2 separate regions of the Homo sapiens genome follow, and region 2 is linked to region 1. Evidence: chromatin contacts called from ENCODE POLR2A ChIA-PET data. All regions are on one chromosome and are shown on one strand. The core of a region is the stretch at or near the end of the contact, and the rest is flanking DNA. Distances in the headings are between cores, read along the strand shown.

Region 1 (5,147 bases), core at 975-3,474:
GATTCCTGGCAGTACCCAAAGCCAGCTGTTCCTGAGTAAGCACTATTCCTGGAATTAGTTCACTGTCACTTACAATCAACACAGTCTGATGACTATGACCCAGACCACTAAATTTTAAAATTACACAAGGCCGAGGCAGGCAGAACACTTGAGGTCAGGAGTTCAAGACCAACCTGGCCAACCATGGCCAACACGGTGAAACCCCATCTCTACTAAAAATACAAAAATTAGCCAGGCGCACTAGTGGGCACCCATAATCCTAGCTACTCAGGAGGCTGAGGCAGGAGAATCGCTTGAACTTGGGAGACAGAGGTTGCAGTGAGCCGAGATCGCACCACTGCACTCCAGCCTGGGTGACAGAGGGAGATTCCGTCTCTAAATAAATAAATAAATAAAATGAGGTCATTAAAAAGGCTCTGAAGCTATATATTATTATAACATAGTACATATGTTGATTTTGTTAAAAGTAAAAAAAATCAGATTTAATTGCCTTGCATTTTCTTTTAAATGAATTTTGCCCTAATAATTACATTTTGCCAAGACAGCATTATAATTTATAACCAAGTTGTTCAATCCTTATTTTTGAAGAATAACACATATTCAAATATCAAACTGAAAACAGCTACTTTAGAAGAGATAAAATTTAATCATGATCATAACACCTTATTAAATGTTTCATGTTATTTTTCAATGAAAAAAGGATGGAAATAAAAATCATGGACAATTGTTCTGATTCAGGAGTCTAAAAATAATTTTTTTAATTTAAAAATTTTTAAAAAGACACAGAGGGGAAAAGTATGTATTTCAGATTGTCTCATTTTTTGATCCAAATGCTTTAAAAGTATTTTATAAGATACGAGTGATGGACACAGTGGCTCGTACCTGTAATCCCAGCTACTTAGGTTGCTGAAGCAAAAAGGATCTCTTGAGCCCAGGAATTCCAGACAAGACTGGATGACATAGCAAGACCCAGACTGTTTAAAATTTTTTAAAAATTAGCTGGTTGTGATGGTATACACCTGTAGTCCCAGCTACTTAGGAAGCTGAAGTGGGAGGATCACTTGAGCCTAGGAGTTCAAGGCTGCAGTAAGCCATGATCATACCACTGCACTCCGACTCTGGTCTTGGTGACAGAGTGAGATCCCGTCTGTTAAACAAACAAACAAAAACAAAACAAAACAAAACGGTCAGGCACAATGGCTCATGTCTGTAATCCCAGGACTTTGGGAGACCGAGGCCGGCTGATCGCTTGAGCCCAGGCGTTTGTGGGCAACAGGGTGAAACTCCATCTTTACTAAAAATACAAAAAGTTAGCTGGGCACGGTGGTACACACCTGTAGTCCCAGCTACTGGAGTGCGGAGGCTGAGGTGGTAGAATCACCTGAGCTCGGGAAGTCGAGGCTGCTGTGAGCTGAGATCGCATCACTGCATTGCAGCCTGGGCAACACAGGGAGACTCTATCTCAAAAAAAAAAAAAAAAAAAAAGAGGAAAACTCTATTCTTCTTACATATGAATACTGTCTTTGGTTTAATACATAAATATAATTTTGACATTGACATTTCCTTTTTTTGGAGACAGGTTTTTGCTCTGTTGCCCAGGCTGGAGTGCAGTGGCGCCATCTCGGTTCACCATAGCCTCAACCTCCTGCTCAAGAAATTCTCCCATCTCAGCCCCCCAAGTAGCTGGGACTACAGGCATGTGCCACCATGCCTGGTTAATTTCTTTGTATTTTTTGTAGAGAGAGGGTTTTACCATGTTGCCCAGGCTGGTCTCAAACTCCTGAGCTCAGGCAATCTGCCCGCCTCAGCCTCCCAAAGTGCGGTGAGACACTGACATTTTAGTATTAGTAGAGGAAAAAACAGTTGCATAATTTGGTAAAGGAAACAGAAGCAGGACAAAGGCCACCAGTGCTTCAGAATGAGACAGGCTTGGGATCAAATCTCAGCTCTGCTTCCCACCGGTTTTATAGTTTTGGGAACTTCTCCCCTAGGAGTACTTATAGGTCCTGTTGTGAAGATTAAAAGAGATAATCTATGGAAATTCCCAGCACACTCCCAGCCCCTTTCCCTGCCATCCCTTATACACAGGACTTGAGCTATTGGTAGCTCCATGGCACACATATTCTCTTCATATTCACATTCACTTCTACATTCAACCAACAGTTACTGTGGAGCTTCCAAGAGCACTGACCACAGTTCCTGGTGCTTTACTGATGACATCTCTTCATATGACTGGGGCCACTCGGCATGATTCAAAAGGGGTATGAAAACAAGCCTTGGGGCTTTTGCCTAAAAATAGCTGACCACTTCAGGGAAATGTATTCTAATCTGAATTATTTCATTTCTGTTTTTGCTGAACATAAAGAATGAACACTGTCCTTGGCATCAGGGTATTATTTATGTCCACTTTATGCCTTCAGGCACAGTAAGAGAAGATGATTTGTCTACCTTTTCTTATTGTAAAATTTAAGCAAAATGACTTATACAGACTCTTTTTGGTTTTAAAATTCCATGATGCCAGGATTTGCCTGGTTAGCATTGAAGCCAGGCCTCATTTCTGAAACTACTCATCAAGATTAGAAAAGCAAGGAACCAAAGTCTCAGTTACTTCCCTGAAACATGACAGACACTAGTTCAAGTGATCTGAAACACAGAAAACAGAATTCTCTTTAAAATATCTAGAGCCATGTACTGTAGTTTAAATTGTGTCCCCAAAAAAGATATGTTCAAGTCCTAATTCCTATACCTGTGAATATGACTTTGCTTGGAAACAGGGTCTCTGCAGATATAATCAAGTTAAGATGAGGCCATACTGAATTAGTAGGCACCCTAATCCAATGACTGGTGTCCTCCTAAGAAGGAGAAAATTTTGGACAAAGACACAGAAGGAATAATGAACAGGGAAGTCACTGCAGACTGAGGGCACAGCACAAACACAAAAAGACAGTTATCACTGGGTGCTTGGGATGTGTCTCCTACAGAAGAACCACACAGCAAATGAGGCTAGAAAGGCACCTGAGGACTACTTGTGAAGGACTTTAAATTTTATGCCAAGGAATGCATCTGTTGCTCTACAAGCTGTGGTGTGCCAATTCCAAGATTTCAAGAAAGAGAATGACACGATCTGACCTGTGTTTTAGGAAGAGAACTAAAGTGATTTGAGAAGACCATTTTCAGGGCAAATGCAGAGGTAGTAGTGACTTGTAAATCCTGGGTTTCAAGGAGTAATGGCCAATAAGCAAAAGAGCAGTAGTTGTATAACATGTTGCAGGGTGATTTGCTATATCCTTTGAGACCAGTTCTAGTGTGGGTGTTGTTTCTTCTCTTGAACTTTTACAGGAATCAGAGTAGAAGTGGTCATGGGTATCCCCATGTGGAAAAAGCATGATCTCTGTTTTTCCTCCTGGTCTCACACAAGGAAGCCTCCCCACACAGTCAAAAATAAGTTTACATAAAGAGTTTAAAGAACAGTCTTGTGATCCAAGAAGGTAAATATTTAAACAGTCAGGAATGATAGGAAACTTTCAATGGTCCAAGAAAAGGCAAAATGAAACAAAACAAAAACAAACAATAATGATGACAACAAAAACTGGCAAAAATACTATCCATTTAACCAGCAATTCCTGTATGCCTACTACTTGGCAAGCATTCTGAGATAAAGCAATGAGCAAACCATAACCCTGCTCCTATGAAACGCAGTTACATTTTCCAACCACTCTTTAACCCTATTCTATATTCTTTTTTCTCTGCCAACCTCCACCGTTTCCTTATTCTCTCAAAAAACACCTTCTAAGTACAAACAGAAATCTCTCAAAAGGTTTGCTCAAGAAGAGTGGGGAGACCCAAAGAGTTACACCCTGAAAATAAATGAAGACTGGGGGTGGAAGAAAAGGGAAAATTAAGCTTGACATAGCAATGAGAGTTCACCCTGTCAGCACAAAATACACATTATTTCCCACCCAGTAAAAGCTGTTTATTTCAAGAAAAAACTTACGTAAATAGATGGCAGTAACAGATTTGGAATTCATTTATCTTTTGCTATGTTAGTACTCTCAGGAAGACTGTGTTGGCTCTCCTTTCTTCCCCTATTTTGCACTTATACAGCCTCAGCTGTGTGAATTGCCTGGAGCAATTTCAGTGGAACTGCATAAAAAATCACCACTGAGTTGCTATCCTGTGGTCAGGAGTATAGTGAAAAGTGCTTAAAGTTCTTATCAGAAGCTTTAATATATATTGATAACATAAAGATATTAATATTAATTTACAAACAATTCCAATTAAATGTAGTCCACTGTTATATTACCAACACAGAGCTATACTGCATGTTGGTTACAATTCTTCCATCTTTAAGAAAGTAGGTGATATGTAAATCCTTTATTCCTTTTGTAAAGGAAAATGTGGAATGAAAGAATAAATATGTTTGATCAGCAGCAAAAGCATGGAACCATACTTCTGAGTTCATTCCTTCTGCACACCTTTGAGTGTGTGGCTTCACACAGGCACCATGAAAGGTACCAGGAACAGAAATTAACTATATCCAGTATTTACCTCAATATGCTTACAACTGGGAAGGGAAAGGCCAACATATAAATATTAAGTTAACTATATTTTTACAGGTGCCAAGATAAATGTCTATAGGGACTTATGGGGACTCTACAGGATAAAGAGGTCAAGTCCACACAGTTGGGTGAGTGATGGATGTGAGTCACAGAAGACATGATGCTTGGGACACGGATTAGGATTCACCAGGGTAAACAGGGCTTCTAACTCTAGCTCTGCTGCCTTCAACCCAGATGATTTTAGAATGCTCCAACCCTAGCGCTGAGCTTTCCCAAAATGCATCTGCCTTATCTACCTCACAAGGCTGTTGGGAAAAACAGAGATTAAGTTATGAAAGCACTTTTAAAGCTGTAGAGCATAATTCAAAGATCTACTCAGATACACAATTCCTTAACTGAGAGCCTTGGGGCTAGATGTTTCAGAATTCAGAATTTTTTTTAGAAATCAGAAAGATGCTACACTACATATTACATAATACTTCCTCCAGGGGCTGAGATGTAATCAAACCCCCAAAACAAACAAATTAATATTTCACCAGCCCAAGTTATGAATACTTATGCTAAGTGGATTAGATAGAGACTATAAAC
Region 2 (5,147 bases), core at 1,851-4,350, about 15 Mb before region 1:
CATATTTTCTGGAAATCTGTACATTACATTTGGATGGTTTTACTTAAAATAGAAGCTCTATGTCACATAAAAGATTCACTTTGGGAGGCTCCTGAGGCCGTCTCAAAGAAACAGGTGGTCTTCAGAGCAACATAAAGCGGGTTCGATAAGAGGTCTGAGTAACAGCCCATCAGGAAAGAAAACTAAAAGGCCTTAAGGCTCCATTTACAGGAAAACAAAGAGTGGTTTCAGATTTGAGCCACAAATTAAAAACCACAAAGGCAGACTCTGTGATTGCAGGCCTTGGTTTGGAATTGAACTCCTTCTCAAAAGGACATCCCCATGTAATGGACATCAGGATGAATGACAAGCAATTATAAGTTTGATATTGTTTAATGATTCTTCCTAGAAATGATAGGAAGTCCAGCTAGTAATAAACACATGTTTGAAAACACAAGGGATTTGGAGGCCAGGGTCCAAATGTGCTTCTTAGGGGAAAACTTTCCTAAGTGGCTCAGAACATGATCCAGAGATGATTAGATCATTACCAAGAGCTGCTGTGTACCACTTACAGGCAGCATTCATAAGCACAATGCCAAGCATATTGTATGGATTTCAGTGTTGCTGAATATAAAAATGAATCAACTATTTTGAGCAGCTATGAATTCAGACACAAGGAGACAAAATAAGCAACACAATAAGGGAAATTTAGACAGAATTAGACACACAGGGAAATAAGAGTAAAACAGAGTAAAGAGAGGATCCATCTACAGGGAATGTTGATTTGCCTTGGCACCATACCTCTGTTTAGATCTACCTGAGGTAAACAGGACGGATAGCTCTTAAAGTGGAATAAAGGCTAGTTTCCATTTTCCTCCTCATATTCACATATTTATATACATTTAAATCATGCAAACAAATTAACTCCATCTGTGTATGGCATCATCTTTATTTAGTAAGAATCACAGCAGACTTGTTTATAAATATGCAAAGGAAATGTGCAGTCCATTGCGCACACACCTCTCATCTCCCTTCCTGAGGTCCATGCCACTTGCTCCAGTTTCAGCGAAATGGAGACCAAGCAGAGATTTGATCTCTGTCAGGGCTGGAACTGCTTCTGGTTGTATTGACCTTCTCTTTGCTCTGCCTACCTTCATATCAGGGTGTGCACGTGTTGTTCTCCCAGCACTGCTGTCATTAGCAGCCTTCCATTCACCTCCATTCTCTTGAAATACTCTTCCTTTAACTTCCATGATGACACTCTCCTAATTTTCCCCTACTTCTTTGGCTACCTCTTCTCAGTTTCCTTCCCAGTTCTCTGCCCATTCCTTGAATAATTCTGCTCTCAGTCGTATCATGAACTTTATAATCTATTCTAAGGGGCAGTACAGCATAATGGTGGGAAACAAAGACACTAGAAACACACTGCCAGGGTCTCGCCATTTTCTGGCTGTGTGTGTGATTTGGGGCAGGTTACCTGACATCTCTGATGTTCCCCTCGTTTATAAAATGGGACTAATAATAGTACCTACTTCATAGGGTTGGAAGGAGAGTGAACGAGTTCAGACGTATGAAATGCCTGGCACACAGTAAGAGCACAGTAACTTCTTAGTGGTACAACCATGACTTCGGCTATCATTTAGTTGAATACCTGCATTAGTTATTTAGTTGAGATTATTTGATATTGAGTTGATTGGTTGATGAACTAATTCTCTAGACCAGGCTTTTTCCTAAGCTCTAGGTCTATTTAACCAACTGCCTACTAAACATTCTCAACTGTATTTAGGGTTCCTTAAACTCAACGTTCACCAACTAACTCATTTCTATTTTCCCACTCCTCCTCCAGCCAAAACTTTTGTATTCTTTTTCCTAGATGAATAACAGTTATTCCTTTTATATCCTTTTTCTAGATGATTAACAGTATCATCGTCCAAAGGCCCAAGCCTTTGAAAGTTAATAAAATTTCCTATCTCTATGCTAAACATAAACACTTAAGTGGTCATCAGGTCTTTTCAGTTTTCCTTCCTATCTTCCCTTCTGGACTACAGCAAAAGCCGGTATTTTCTGTCTTTAGTCTCCTTTCCTCCCAGGAAACCATCCTTCTTTCACACTGCAGTCAGGCTTTTCATCCTTTTTAATATGTTTTCATCATCTTTCCATTCATCTTCACGATAAAAACAATTTTTTTAGCATGGCATATGAGGTAATTCATCAATTTGCTGCTTCTTGTCTCTCAAATTTCATCTCCTACCACCTTTGGTTTTAGCCAAATGAAACCACCTATAATCTCCGAAGTTGTCACCCTCTTTTTCACCTTCATGCCTTTGTAATTCAACCTGGAATGCCCTTGCCTCAATTGTCTGTCTAGATAATTCCAACTCCATTACAATATAATATCTCTAATTCCCAAAACACTACTCCTAATCGAATTTTTTAAAAACCTAAACAACAGTTAACAGATGCTAGAATTCCAGTATAGTTTGCTGAAAACAGAATAAAATTTCTTTTGTGCTTTTATTTCTAAGGCACAGAATACATTTCTTTTTAGTCATCATTTTAGCTTTCCATTGACTACTAATGAGTCTTTGGGTGAGAAATGGAAGGTGAATTGGAACGTATCTTCTACCAGGATTTTGTAACAGATCTAGATGGCTAGGAAAACTGTGAAAGGGGAAGAGGTGCGCAGCTAGCCATTCCCCACTTTCCTCTTCTCTCTCTCTCTCTCTCTCACACACAGACACACAAACACACACACACACACACACACACACTTTTCTTAAGGGAAAAATCACTCTGTGTTCTTTTAAAATCCCTCAGGTTTTATGTTTTATTGCTACCAGAGTCTGCCTCCCTGAGGTTCTTGTATAGACTAGTTATTTCCCTCTGTAAAGAAGCTGTTCTATTCGTTCTCGCCTGGTTTGGAACAAACTGAACACTTCCAAAGGAGGCAGTCCTTGCAGCCTTGTCTCCTTCCACTCCCCTCCTCCCCACAGTCCTGGCTGGAGCAGCGAGTCTGTCGATCCCAGGCCAGAGACAAGGCAGACAAAGGTTCATTTGTAAAGAAGCTCCTTCCAGCACCTCCTCTCTTCTCCTTTTGCCCAAACTCACCCAGTGAGTGTGAGCATTTAAGAAGCATCCTCTGCCAAGACCAAAAGGAAAGAAGAAAAAGGTATGTAATTTTTTCTCTATAAAAAACATCTTATGTCAGTTGTTCTACTCCAAAGTATTACTGTAGATTAGAGCAGAAATGTATGTATGTGTTGAGTCAGAAGAGAAAGACAGAGATCCTCTGAGGAGATGATGCAGGCACTTTGAAAAATATGATGCTTCCTAGTAGAAAGGCAAATAATCAGATTAAAAAAGAACAGAAAATGTATATTTCTTGACTAGGAAAGTCATTTCATTACAGGTTTAAAAAGAGGCAGATTCTTCACTATCATTTATTTAATGCCCAAATTTACTCTGAATGTTGTCCCACACAACAGGACTTATCCCAGTCCTCAGAACTATGTGAGGATGATAAAGTATATAGGATTGTTTTAAATGCAGCAGCTATATTACCTACACTACATGAAGTTAACTGCAACATCTAAGAAAGAAAATGTTTTTTGCTTTTAAAAATCCTGATTTCTGAAAAGAACCTGGTACAAATGTGTGATACAAAGAGGGAATTCATTGAATTCATCCTTGGTGTCCATTCTTGGAACACAACAGTGTCTGTACTGCTAATATAAAGAGAACACTTTTTCCCTCTGAGACTTAGAAAAATTCCTCTTTAAAATTCCTTAACTTAATTACACAGGCTATGAAAAGCTCTCCCAAATGCTGGTCCTTTTCTCCAGTGATGATGATTTACTGTGTCCAGGAAAAGAAGGAGAATGATGCAAGACTGAATATTAATATCATCTTCTGGCATGCTCTAAAAGCCTGATCACTTTTAGGGAGGATGTGGATTTTGTTTTTCTATGGATGAAGGTATCTTAGATATTTAAGATGATATGTCTGTTTTAAGGATCTTTAAGCAGCTTATTCACTTTTTAATACTGCTTCTGTTCTTTAACACATACTTTGGGAAATTTCACTTTGGGACTCAGTCATTCTAACAAAAACATTTTCTAAGGACTCAGTCATTCTAACAAAAACGTCTTCTAAGGCAGCTAATAAGAAAAAAAGAGAACTTTAAAAAAACAGTGATTTTCATCCTCCAAGAGAGATGAGTGGAAAACATCACAGACTGGGCAGCAATTTTAATCTCTCCCAACTATAATTTTGATATTTCAAATGTCAAGTTCTGGGCTGGAGTTTTCATTTGCTTTTGCAGCTTTGCTTCTCTCTTGCTGCTTTTTTGAAAGCAATCCGAAAATGGACTGTCTTTTCTGTCTAATTCATCAACTCTGTTTCATGCCACTGCTCTTAATACCAGTTCCCAGAACTGACATCAGCTGCCTGTATGAGCATTTGCACCATAAATGTCTGAACACTTAAACTGCATGGTCCTGTTAGTTTTGGCAATTAAATGGGATAATTTTTCTTTTTAAGTCTCCATTTAGCTCCAGCCATTCAAAAGCTTGCTTGTGCTAAATGCCCTCAGACAGAATCAAAATTTGCAACTCCCTACCAAAGGATGGTAGCAATGATTTATTGTTTAGTTGGAAATGTCTTGCTCATAATCCTGTATCCTCTGCAATGATCTATTAAAACTTACAACACTATTAGGATATAAATGGTATCATACAACATTTGGAACAATGTTAATTACATAAAATCGAATTAAAAAAATGGATAACTACCTAAGCTTCTCTTGCTCACTCCTTCTAATTTTTAGTAGGTAACTTTGTTTTCTTTTGTAATTTGGGTGTATTCCAGGAGGGATTTTAAGTACATGTACCTCAACTGAAAAAGAAAAAAAAAAGACCAATTTTCTTCAAATTGGCCAAAATCATTTCACTCTTGTTGGCACTTGAACATATATGGTTTTGATGGATTGCCAAGGATTAAGTTTGGTATCCTTTAATGAAACAACAACCAATGTATCCCAGGAACACACTGGGTCAGAAATTTTTCCATTTGCTAAATAATAGTTAAAGCTATTTATCTGTACTTAAGTAAAGGAAGAAGAGAAGTCTGCATTTAAGACATGTAATTTATTTTATTTTATTTTGTTTTAT

What was found. ChIA-PET counts read pairs that join two places held with the same protein, here RNA polymerase II (POLR2A).
Region 2: POLR2A ChIA-PET joins it to region 1 with 11 read pairs in AG04449. The contact joins the promoter of SCRG1 here to the enhancer-like site in region 1. POLR2A ChIA-PET finds 5 or more read pairs at or near these places in 2 of 52 experiments (AG04449 and HEK293T).

What each region holds. Positions count from the first base shown.
Region 1 is chr4:158,818,513-158,823,659 of GRCh38, reverse strand. The region is part of intron 1 of FNIP2 (folliculin interacting protein 2); the gene reads right to left. Among named protein-coding and RNA genes, the nearest start is that of FNIP2, 52 kb to the right of the region's middle. Within about 2 kb of position 2,224, at least 6 of the 41 ENCODE cell types and tissues checked have a DNase peak (open chromatin) inside an H3K27ac peak, as active enhancers do.
Region 2 is chr4:173,397,069-173,402,215 of GRCh38, reverse strand. SCRG1 (stimulator of chondrogenesis 1) reads left to right here and starts at 3,100. Exons shown (of 3, transcript NM_007281.4): 1 at 3,100-3,148. The region is part of intron 1 of LOC112268474 (a long non-coding RNA gene); the gene reads right to left.